Linked DNA regions of Homo sapiens: regions 2 and 3 are each linked to region 1. A link is a contact called in ENCODE Hi-C or POLR2A ChIA-PET data. All regions are on one chromosome and are shown on one strand. Each heading gives the region's core, a stretch centred on a gene start or an enhancer-like site at or near the end of the contact. The rest is flanking DNA. Distances are from core to core; before and after follow the strand shown. Region 1 holds the start of ANKLE1 (ankyrin repeat and LEM domain containing 1). Region 2 overlaps MYO9B (myosin IXB). Region 3 holds the start of MVB12A (multivesicular body subunit 12A).

Region 1 (3,372 bases), core at 243-2,742:
TGGCCAGGCGCAGTGGCTCACGGCTGTAATCTCAGCACTTTGGGAGGCCGAGGTGGGCGGATCACAAGGTCAGGAGTTCGAGACCAGCCTGACCAACATGGTGAAACCCCGTCTTTACTAAAAATAAAAAATTAGGCGTGATGGTGCATGCCTGTAATCCCAGCTACTGGGGAGGCTGAGGCAGGAGAAGCTGTTGAACCCTGGAGGAGGAGGTTGCAGTGAGCTGAGATCACACCACTGCACTCCAGCCTGGGCAACAAGAGCAAAACTCCGTCTCAAAAATAAATAAATAAATAAAACAAAGACAAGGTCTCCGCCTGTAATCCTAGCACTTTGGGAGGCCGAGGCGGGCGGATCACCTGAGATCAGGAGCTCAAGACCAGCCTGGACAACATGGTGAAACCCCATCTCTACTAAAAATACAAAAATTAGCCGAGAGTGGTGGCACATGCCTGTAATCCCAGCTACTTGGGAGGCCGAGGCAGAATAGCTTGAACCTGGGAGGCAAATGTTGCAGTGAGCCCAGATTGCGCCACTGCACTCCAGCCTGGGCGACAGGGTAAGATCCGGCTCAAAAAAAAAAAAAAAAAAAAAAAAAAAAATAGGGCCTCACTCCGTTGCCCAGGCTGGTCTCAAACTCCTGCACTCACTAAAAGAAAAGAAAAGCAACAACAAACTAGTAGGCTCAAACGATCTTCTCTCCTCAGCCTCCCAAAGCACTGTGCTTAAAGGCGTGAGCTGGGCCCTCGGCCTGGGGGTTGGAAATTGAAGCCTCTATTTTATGTATTTATTTATTTTCTGAGACAGAGTTTTGCTCTGTTGCCCAGGCTGGAGTGCAGTGGTGTGATCATGGCTCACTGCATCCTCGAACTTCCGGGCTCAAGAGATTCTACCAACTCAGCCTCCCAAGTAGCTGGGACCACAGGTGCAAGCCACCCACGCCCGGCTAGTTTTTTGTATTTTTTTGTAGGGACTGGGTTTATCCAAGTTGCCCAGGCTGGTCTCGAACCCCAGAGCTCAAGCAACCCTCCTGCCTGGGCCTCCCGAAGTGCTGGGATTACAGGTGTGAGCCACCGTGCCCGGCCTAAGCCTCTCATAAGGCCGTGCTCCCTGCCAGAGGCCACCCTTGAAGAAGATTCCCTGAGACTTAATGACCTGGGGCACCCCGGACTTTCTTAATCGTAGCTCCACCCACTCGAGCCGGGTGCCTTCGCGTTTCCCGTTTTTAAATGAGATAGTGGCACACCCGGTGGCATCCTCCCACCCGGGCTCTTATCGGCGGTCCCAGACCCTGCTTGAGCGCCTCCGGGTGTCAAGGGCCCCTGAGGACACTAAAGCTCTCGAACCCCGATGTGGACCCCCGTGCGGCGCGGGGCAGCCTGGCTGGGAACCCTGCTCGGCCCTGGAGAGGGGCCCCCCGAGCCGAGGGGAGGAGCGGCGCATGCCCACAAGCCCCCCGCGGGAAGTAGGAAATCGACCGACCAGGCGGTGCGCTTCGGACCCAGCCAGGGCATGTGCTCGGAGGCCCGCCTGGCTCGCAGGTTGCGGGATGCGCTGCGGGAGGAGGAGCCGTGGTGAGGGCGGGGCCGGGGGCGGGCCAGGAGTGGGGGTCTTTGGCCGGGGTCCACTCTGACCGCGGTGTTTGCAGGGCAGTAGAGGAGCTGCTGCGCTGCGGCGCGGACCCTAATTTGGTGCTAGAGGACGGCGCAGCGGCTGTGCACTTGGCGGCCGGAGCCCGGCACCCGCGCGGCCTGCGTTGCCTCGGGGCCCTACTGCGCCAAGGCGGGGACCCCAACGCTCGGTAAGATAGAGCCTGGGTCCGGGGCGGGGTCTCCCCAAGCCGAAGTCTGGGAATCCGGGAAGGGGCGCCCCATCATCCCGGGCCAGGCCTCGGGGCTCGAGGGTGGGGTTTAGGGGATCTTGGGGAGGGAACTTGGGGGTCCAAGGGCAGGGGCTAGGGCTCGAGGGAGGCGCTGGGGTCCCAGACCGAGGGCGTGGAATGGGGCTGCGCTAGGACCAAAGTGGGGATCAAGGGTTCGGATATTGGAGTGGAGGCACCAGGGTCAGACGGCAGAGGTTTGGGTCCTGGCCTGAGGTCATAGCATCTAGGTTCCAAGGGCAGTGTACCAGGGTGGACGGCGGAGATCCGGGAGGCCGAGAACGAAGGCTCCAGGTCCCCAGAGCGGAGATCGGGGTTCCTGCCGGGAGGCTGAGTCCGCAATGACCCCTCTTGCGCTGCCGCCCCAGATCTGTCGAGGCACTGACGCCGCTGCATGTGGCCGCCGCGTGGGGCTGCCGCCGCGGCCTGGAGCTGCTGCTGAGCCAAGGAGCGGACCCGGCGCTGCGCGACCAGGTTGGGAGGCACTGCGCGGGCAAAGAAAGGCTGGGTGAGCCCAGAGGGAGGGAAGGAAGGTAAGAGGGCCTCGGGCGCCCCCTGCTGACCGCGCCCCTGTAGGACGGACTCCGGCCGCTGGACCTGGCCCTGCAGCAGGGACACCTGGAGTGCGCGCGAGTCCTGCAGGATCTCGACACGCGGACCAGGACCCGGACCCGGATCGGGGCAGAGACTCAGGAGCCCGAGCCTGCACCTGGCAGTGAGTAGGGCCTGCAGGGCTGCTGGGGCTTGACTTCTGGACCAGTCCCTGACATCCAGGGTCTTCCCCACCCCACCCATTGGTTCTGACCGTCTCACATCCACTATTTGTGGCCAGCTCTTTCGGCCTCAGACACTCTGATCTCCTTTTTCTGTTTGATCCTATTCTCATCGCTGTCTCATCCCTCCTCCTCTCCTCTCTGGCCCCCACTCTCACCTGCAGCCCCAGGCCTCTCTGGACCTACCGATGAGACGCTGGACTCCATAGCACTCCAAAAGCAGCCATGCAGAGGTGACAACAGGGACATTGGCTTGGAGGCTGACCCAGGACCCCCCAGCCTCCCTGTTCCCCTTGAAACTGTGGACAAACATGGGAGCTCGGCGTCCCCTCCAGGGCACTGGGATTACAGCTCAGACGCCTCTTTCGTCACAGCGGTTGAGGTCTCTGGAGCTGAGGACCCAGCCTCGGACACTCCCCCCTGGGCTGGGTCATTGCCACCGACCAGGCAGGGACTTCTGCATGTTGTCCATGCCAACCAGAGGGTACCTAGGTCTCAGGGCACGGAGGCAGAACTGAATGCCCGTCTGCAGGCCCTGACTCTGACCCCACCAAATGCTGCTGGCTTCCAGTCCTCCCCTTCCTCCATGCCTCTCCTGGACAGGAGTCCAGCTCATAGCCCCCCACGGACACCAACCCCTGGAGCTTCTGACTGCCACTGCCTGTGGGAGCACCAGACATCCATTGATAGTGACATGGCCACGCTCTGGCTGACAGAGGA
Region 2 (3,372 bases), core at 434-2,933, 200 kb before region 1:
CTGGGTGACAGAGCAAGATGCCCTCAAAAATAATAATAATTAAAAAAAAGAATGGAATTCAGATCAGGTCATCAGTACGGTGACAGAGGGGCCACAAGATATTATGGGGGGAGAATTAGGGACAACCAATGCAAGCTTTAGGACAAGGGGGATTCCAGCAAGTTTCCTCGGAAGTAGTGGCTGGCCCCAGGTCAAACCTGGAAAGATACCACGTGTTAAACCACTCCGGGTGGAAGGGATTGCACAAGCAGATACCTTTGAAGCCCGGCCTGTACAGGGCATCCCAGCTCTCTCATTCTGCCAACCGGCAGTGCGAGGGTCCTTGTTCTTATCTTCCTGATACAGAAACAGGCCCAGGCAGGTGATGACTTCAGAGATGGTTCCTTGAGCTTTCTAGAAACATGCAGGATCCTTAGTAACCTTTAACTGGGGAAACCCAAATCTCCAGGGCCGTTTCTCACCCGCATCACCATTGACAGTTGGGGCTGTGCACTGTAGAATGTGGAATAGTGTCCCTGGCTGTCACCCATGAGATGCCAGTAGTATTCCATCCCCTCCAAGGGGTAACAACTGAAAATGACTCCAGCCATGGCCACGTGTCCCCTGGGGGCAGAATCACCTCCCCCGCCAGGTGAAATGTGATGCTCATTAGTAAAACCTGGTTCCCCTCTAGGGCCCATCATTGCCTTGGTGGGTCCTTGGTGTTTGTGGAGCCCCTGAGGAACTGCCACTAAGAGTGGGAACAGGGGCAGAGACCAGGAACTGAATCCTGCCATCCAGTCAGTTCTTAATCAGGAGGGAGCGGGTCTTGATAAAAAGGAGGAACCGTTAGGAACGGACTGTGGGAGGGTAGGCAACGTGCCCGAGGGTGGACAGCGGGTGCCCTTGTCTTTTCTTTGTCTTGTGACTGACCTGGATTTCTGGAGGAACTGTCCTCGTCTTAGAATGATCTGTTGCTTTTCTTCTGAGATTAGAGGTATTAGATTCTCTCCCAAGAGCTACTTTGGAGGTTGCCCCGGATAAACGTCGCTTTTGTAAGCTGCATTATCTCTTCCATGGGCCCTTTCGCCCGCCCGTTCCCAAGCACATACTGCTGAATTTTTGTTCTTGGTCCATCTTGCTGTCCCCTTCCCTGCTTGGCCCCCTCCTTGACCGTGACTTTGCTGCTTTACCTTGATTGGAGGAGACGCTCTGGGGCCACGGGACTGACGGTCCCTTCTGGGTGCTGCCCCCACACCCCACCCACCAGCCCTTTGTGTGCCCGGCATCCCCAGCCCAGCTGTGCCAGGCTGCCCCTGCTCGGCCGGCCATTCAGACGGCCCCAGGCGGCCTCTCGGCAAAGCAAGACAAGCCCTTCTCTTCTGCCCTCGTGGTCCCTGGAGTGGCAGAACAAAGGGCTCTGTCTCCACACCAGCCCACCGCCGCAGCCCAGAGCCCCGTTCCCTTTCAATTTCTATCGTGGCTGGGAAAGAGCCTCAGAGATTAGGCATGTTTCAGAAATGCAGCTGACGAGTTTGGGTTCTACTCATTTCCTCAGCGAGACTTTCTGAGCCCGAGCCCGATGATAAATAAAGTAGTGATTCAAGGGTTCAGCCCATGGGTTCGTCGGAGTGATGAATAAGATATCCTTGTCTGACTCACTTGTTTAAAACCCATCTCTGCCCTGCTGCACAGGGCTGTATGTGCAAGAGAAGGAGCCCCGCTAGGGGTGTTTCATGACTGTTGTTGCTGGGTGCCTGAGTTTGCTAGGGCTGCTGTAACAGAACCGCACGCTGGGTGGCCAGAACGACAGAAGTATATTGGCTTGCAGTTCTAGAGGCCAGACGTTTAAGATCACATTCAAGATCAAGGTGTTGGCAGGGTTCGTGCCTTCGGAGGGCTGTGAGAATCTGTTCCACGCCTCTCTCTGTTGGCTCATACATAGCCGTCTTCCCCTGGGTCTTCACATCGTCCTCCCTCTGTGCCTGTCTCTGTGTCCAAATTTCCTCTTATGAGGACAGCAGTCATATGGAAGGGGGCCCACCCTAATGACATCATTTTAACTGAATCATCCCCATAAAGACCCTGTCTCTAGGCGAGGCTTGGTGGCACACGCCTGTAATCTCAGCCCTTTGGGAGGCTGAGGCAGGAGGATCACTTGAGGCCAGGAGTTTAAGACCAGCCTGGACAACATAGCAAGATCCCATCTCTACAAAAAAATACTAAAATTAGCTAGACATGATGGTGAATGCCTGTGGTCCCAGCACTTTAAGAAGCTGAGACAGACAGATCGCTTGAGCCTGGGAGTTTGAGGCTACAGTGAGCTATGATCATGGCACTGCATTCCAGCCTGGGTGACAGAACGACACCCCCATCTCTTAAAAAAAAAAAAAATCCCAAATATACTCATACTCTGAAGTTCTGAGGTTTAGGATTTCAATATGTGAATATTTCTTTGTGGAGGGGAGTGGTGGACACAGCTCAGCCCATAATACTGAGAAAAGGACAAATTCAAATTACATTTTTATTTATTTGTTTATTTATTTTGGGGGCGGGGGCAGAGTCTCACTCTGTCACCCAGGCTGGGGTGCAGTGACGCGATCTCAGCTCACTGCAACCTCTGTCTCCCAGGTTCAAGTGATTCTCCTGCCTCAGCCTCCCGAGTAGCTGGGACTACAGGCGTGCGCCACCACGCCCAGCTACTTTTTGTATTTTTAGTAGAGATGGGCTTTCATTGTGTTGACCAGGCTGGTCTTAAACTCCTGACATCAGGTGATCAGCCCGCTCGGACTCCCAAAGTGCTGGGATAACAGATGTGAGCCACCGTGCCCGGCCTCAACTTACATTTTTAGATAATATAGGAACCTGGAGGGAAATGATCGTGTCAATAGAGAATAGGTCCATTTTGTCTCTTCTCACTCCTTTAAATAAACACTTTAAGGGTGAGCAGGTTGGTTGGCCACATCAATTTTGGACGCTCCCTGTTTTCCAGATCTCACACTCATACATTCAGGGGTGACTAAAGAGAGGTGAGAGGCCTGGTGCAGTGGCTTACGCCTGTAATCCCAGCACTTTGGGAGGCCGAGGTGGGAGGATCACCTAAGGTCAGGAGTTTGAGACCAGCCTGGCCAACATGATGAAACCCAGTCTCTACTAAAAATACAAAAATTAGCTGGGTGTAGTGGCACACACCTGTAATCCCAGCTGCTTGGGTGGCTGAGGCAGAAGAATTGCTTGAACCCAGGAGGCAGAGGTTGCAGTGAGCCGTGATCTTGTGCCACTGCACTCCAGCCTGGGCAAGAGAGTAAGATCCCATCTCAAAAAAAAAAAAAAAAAAAAGAGGCGAGGACCCAGCCCAGGGCGGAGTGGGTCCCATGGGATTTTACAGGGGAT
Region 3 (3,372 bases), core at 394-2,893, 140 kb after region 1:
TATTATTGAGACGAGTTTCGCTCTTGTTGCCTAAGCTGGAGTGCAATGGCGCGATCTCAGCTCATTGCAACCTCCACCTCCCGGGTTCCAGTGATTCTCCTGCCTCAGCCCCCTTAGTAGCTGGGATTCCAGACGCGCACCACCACGCCTGGATAGTTTTTTGTACTTTTAGTAGAAACGGGGTTTCACCATGTTAGGCTGGTCTCAAACTCCTGACCTCAGATGATCCGCCCGCCTCGGCCTCCCAAAGTGCTGGGATTACAGGTGTGAACCACTGTGCCCGGCTTAAAAGCATATTATTATAGTAAATACTTTTTTTCCCTTTCTTTCTTTCATTTTAAACACTGGGGTCTCCTTATGTTGTCCAGGCTAGATTCAAACTCCTGGACTCAAGCGATCCTCCCACCTCAGCCTCCCTGTTACCCTGTTGCCATGACAGCCCTGATAAAATAACTGGGAAAGTTCTCTTTCTTATTGTAAGTCCAAAAAAAAAAAAAAAAAAGGCACAGCTGCTTAAAGATTGCAGACAGCCAGGGATGTCCCCAGACCTTCTTGACCCCTGACCAGATACCAGAGGAAGATAAGATCCCTAAATCACCACAAACTGGAACAGACGACCTCTAGTCGACTTTAGATCATCAATATATAATTATAATGCTAAAATTCCTTCTCTTAAAAGAAAATCTCCATTTTGTGTAGATGGGTTGTATGAAGACAACCCAGGAATTGAGGCTCATGAATTGAGCCTGCGTGTCTGGAGTCCCACCCTGCACATGCTAGCATTCCTCTCCCTTCCTGTACCCAGGGGAAGAAACAATAAAACGTTATGCTTTTTACTGTTGAGGGAGAAGGGGCAGTTAGAGTGAGAGCCTCTCCTTCTCCATTCCTGGCCAGTGAATAAAACCTGATTGCCTTTTCCGATTGGATGTTCCTTCTTTGCCACCTACACAAAGTGGGGAGGTAACTCGGTTTGCTGGTGGCATCCTCAGTAGCTGGGACTACAGGCAATAAATTCTTTTATACGTCGCTTTTTAAACGTATTGTGCCTGTGAACAAATCTTCAAGTTATACCCAAGATTTCAAAGCTCATGATGGTCCATAGTACTCGCTCTTTAAATCAATAGCTGCGTATCCCACAGATGATTTCCTTTGGGATGATTTCCCAGAACTGGAATTGCAGATTCTTCACAATGCATTTTTAGTAGAGAAGGGGTTTCACCACGTTGGCCAGGAGGGTCTCGATCTCTTGACCTCATGATCCGCCCGCCTCCGCCTCCCAAAGTGCCGGGATTACAGGCGTCAGCCACTGCGCGCGGCCACAAAGCTCCCAACTTTTCCGTTAAGCACCGAGCTTTTTTCTAGACTAGCAGCTGAGGCCGGAAGGAATTCTGGGGAACGTAGTGCAGACTTGCAGAGAACGAGTCTCTTGGTCCTGTGCCGTAGCATTTCCGGCGGAAGTTGCTGGGCGCGGAAAGCCGGCAAGACCTTTTTTTCCGCCATCATCGCTCACGCGCGCAACCCTGGCGACGCGTGGTGGCGAGGCTCCGCCTCCCCACGCCATTGGCCAGCAGCTCCTCGGGCACGCGTATACTGCGCTTCCGGGCAATCTCCGCCCCCCCCCCCCGCATGGCCTTCTGGGAGTTGTAGTTCGGTCGCGAGCGCTGCCGTCGGGAGGCGCTCCGAGGTTCGAGGCTGTGCCCCGCGACCCCGCCTTCGGCGCTCGGCTCGCAGGATGGATCCCGTACCCGGGACAGACTCGGCGCCGCTGGCTGGCCTGGCCTGGTCGTCGGCCTCTGCACCCCCGCCGCGGGGGTTCAGCGCGGTGAGCGGCGTCGAGGGGCGGGGGTCGAATGGGGGAGGCAGTCGCTGTGGGGTGGGAGTCCGGCGCTGACCCGCGTCCTCCCGGTAGATCTCCTGCACCGTCGAGGGGGCACCCGCCAGCTTTGGCAAGAGCTTCGCGCAGAAATCTGGCTACTTCCTGTGCCTTAGTTCTCTGGGCAGCCTAGAGGTAAGAGGTGCCCACCTTCGGAACCACCAGGGTCTGCCCACCTCCCCTGCCCATTCACGGTGCCCTATGCCAGGTGCGCTGTCCCCGCTGCTAGCCACCCTCGCCGTGTCCCCCTTCCACCCCCAGAACCCGCAGGAGAACGTGGTGGCCGATATCCAGATCGTGGTGGACAAGAGCCCCCTGCCGCTGGGCTTCTCCCCCGTCTGCGACCCCATGGATTCCAGTAAGGGCTGCTTCGGAGGCGAGAGTTGTCCGGGTCCCTTGCAGGGAGGAGCGGGGGAGGAGGGACGACGGGCGCGCGGTATCTGAGCCTCGGCTGCCCCCTGGCACACGGGGTGATGACAGGGTTGGCTGAGGACTCAGAGCCCTGCCCTAGGGTGGACCGACATCCCCTGTCCTGATTCAAAATGTGTGATATGATTGGCACAGCCTGCATCCTCGAGTTAAGTGTTCAGTCCACGCCACCTGTTTCACTACTGTTGTGCTACTTGTGTCTTTTTACACCATAGCCAAGCAAAACCACTGCGCAGTTTTCTTTTTCATTTCCAGGCTTTGCACACGCCGCTTCCTCTGCCTGGGGCACTTTTTCTCTCCTTTTTGTAGCTCATTCTCCGTCCTCCGTCAGATGTCACCTTCACCCTTCCCTACCCCTCCTCTTCTGGGCCCACAACCCTAGTGCAGCCCTCCCAGCCCCACCTGAACTTTCCCACCCTTTCTTGTCATTTTTATTTGACTCAGGCTATATTCATTCATACTAGAGTTGGCAAACCTTTTTTTTTTTTTTTTTCTTCAGACGGAGTTTCGCTCTTGTTGCCCAGGCTGGAGTGCAATGGCGCGATCTCAGCTCACCACAACCTCCGACTCCCGGGTTCAAGCGATTCTCCTGCCTCATCCTCCAGAGTAGCTGGGATTACAGGCATGCGCCACCACGCCTGGCTAATTTTGTATTTTTAGTAGAGACGGGGTTTCTCCATGTTGGTCAGGCTGGTTTCGAACTCGTGACCTCAGGTGATCCACCTGCCTGGGCCTCCCAAAGTGCTGGGATTACAGGCGTGAGCCACCGCACCCGGCCAAACTTTTTTTCTTTATTTTTTCTTAGAGTTGGCAAACTTTTATGTAAAGGGCCTTATAGTAAATATTTTAGGCTTTACAGGGCAGATGATGTGTTTTGCATATTCAATTTTTTTACAATTCCTTAAAAATGTAAAAATCACTCTTAACACATCAGCTGTATGAAACCAGGCCTTAGGCTTGGTGTGGTGGTTCACACCTGTAATCCCAGCACTTTGGGAGCCTGAGGCGGGCAGATCACCTGAGGTCAGGAGTTCCAGACCAGCCTGGCCAACATGGTGAAACCCTGTCTC

Evidence for each region. Hi-C counts contacts between places; a loop is a spot of excess contacts on that map. ChIA-PET counts read pairs that join two places held with the same protein, here RNA polymerase II (POLR2A). Pooled maps may share reads with other maps.
Region 2: a map of lower lobe of right lung shows a loop between it and region 1 (5-fold over the local background). The contact joins the enhancer-like site here to the promoter of ANKLE1 in region 1. A Hi-C loop is called at or near these places in 19 of 168 maps with a recorded cell type or tissue (CD4-positive, alpha-beta memory T cell, GM12878, GM23248 and 14 more), 17 of 37 single-sample maps with no recorded cell type and 14 of 50 pooled maps. POLR2A ChIA-PET finds 5 or more read pairs at or near these places in 14 of 52 experiments (A673, B cell, GM12878 and 10 more).
Region 3: a loop to region 1 is called in a pooled map, with 2.5 times the contacts of the local background. The contact joins the promoter of MVB12A here to the promoter of ANKLE1 in region 1. A Hi-C loop is called at or near these places in 3 of 37 single-sample maps with no recorded cell type and 10 of 50 pooled maps. POLR2A ChIA-PET finds 5 or more read pairs at or near these places in 13 of 52 experiments (CD4-positive, alpha-beta T cell, H1, HepG2 and 9 more).

The regions. Positions count from the first base shown.
Region 1 is chr19:17,280,409-17,283,780 of GRCh38, forward strand. It overlaps ANKLE1 (ankyrin repeat and LEM domain containing 1), which reads left to right and starts at 1,493. Exons shown (of 9, transcript NM_152363.6): 1 at 1,493-1,574; 2 at 1,649-1,801; 3 at 2,248-2,353; 4 at 2,456-2,594; 5 at 2,817-3,372. The coding sequence starts at 1,513. RefSeq lists silencers at 1,355-1,404, 1,415-1,504.
Region 2 is chr19:17,078,513-17,081,884 of GRCh38, forward strand. All of the region lies in intron 1 of MYO9B (myosin IXB), which reads left to right. Among named protein-coding and RNA genes, the nearest start is that of MYO9B, 4.4 kb to the left of the region's middle. RefSeq lists a silencer at 1,135-1,234 and enhancers at 1,247-1,784, 3,321-3,372. Within about 2 kb of position 1,684, at least 35 of the 41 ENCODE cell types and tissues checked have a DNase peak (open chromatin) inside an H3K27ac peak, as active enhancers do; they include A673, B cell, GM12878 and 7 more, where a contact is called at or near this core.
Region 3 is chr19:17,418,404-17,421,775 of GRCh38, forward strand. MVB12A (multivesicular body subunit 12A) reads left to right here and starts at 1,644. Exons shown (of 9, transcript NM_138401.4): 1 at 1,644-1,822; 2 at 1,910-2,008; 3 at 2,135-2,231. The coding sequence starts at 1,733. RefSeq lists an enhancer at 1,181-1,230 and silencers at 1,391-1,600, 1,741-1,970.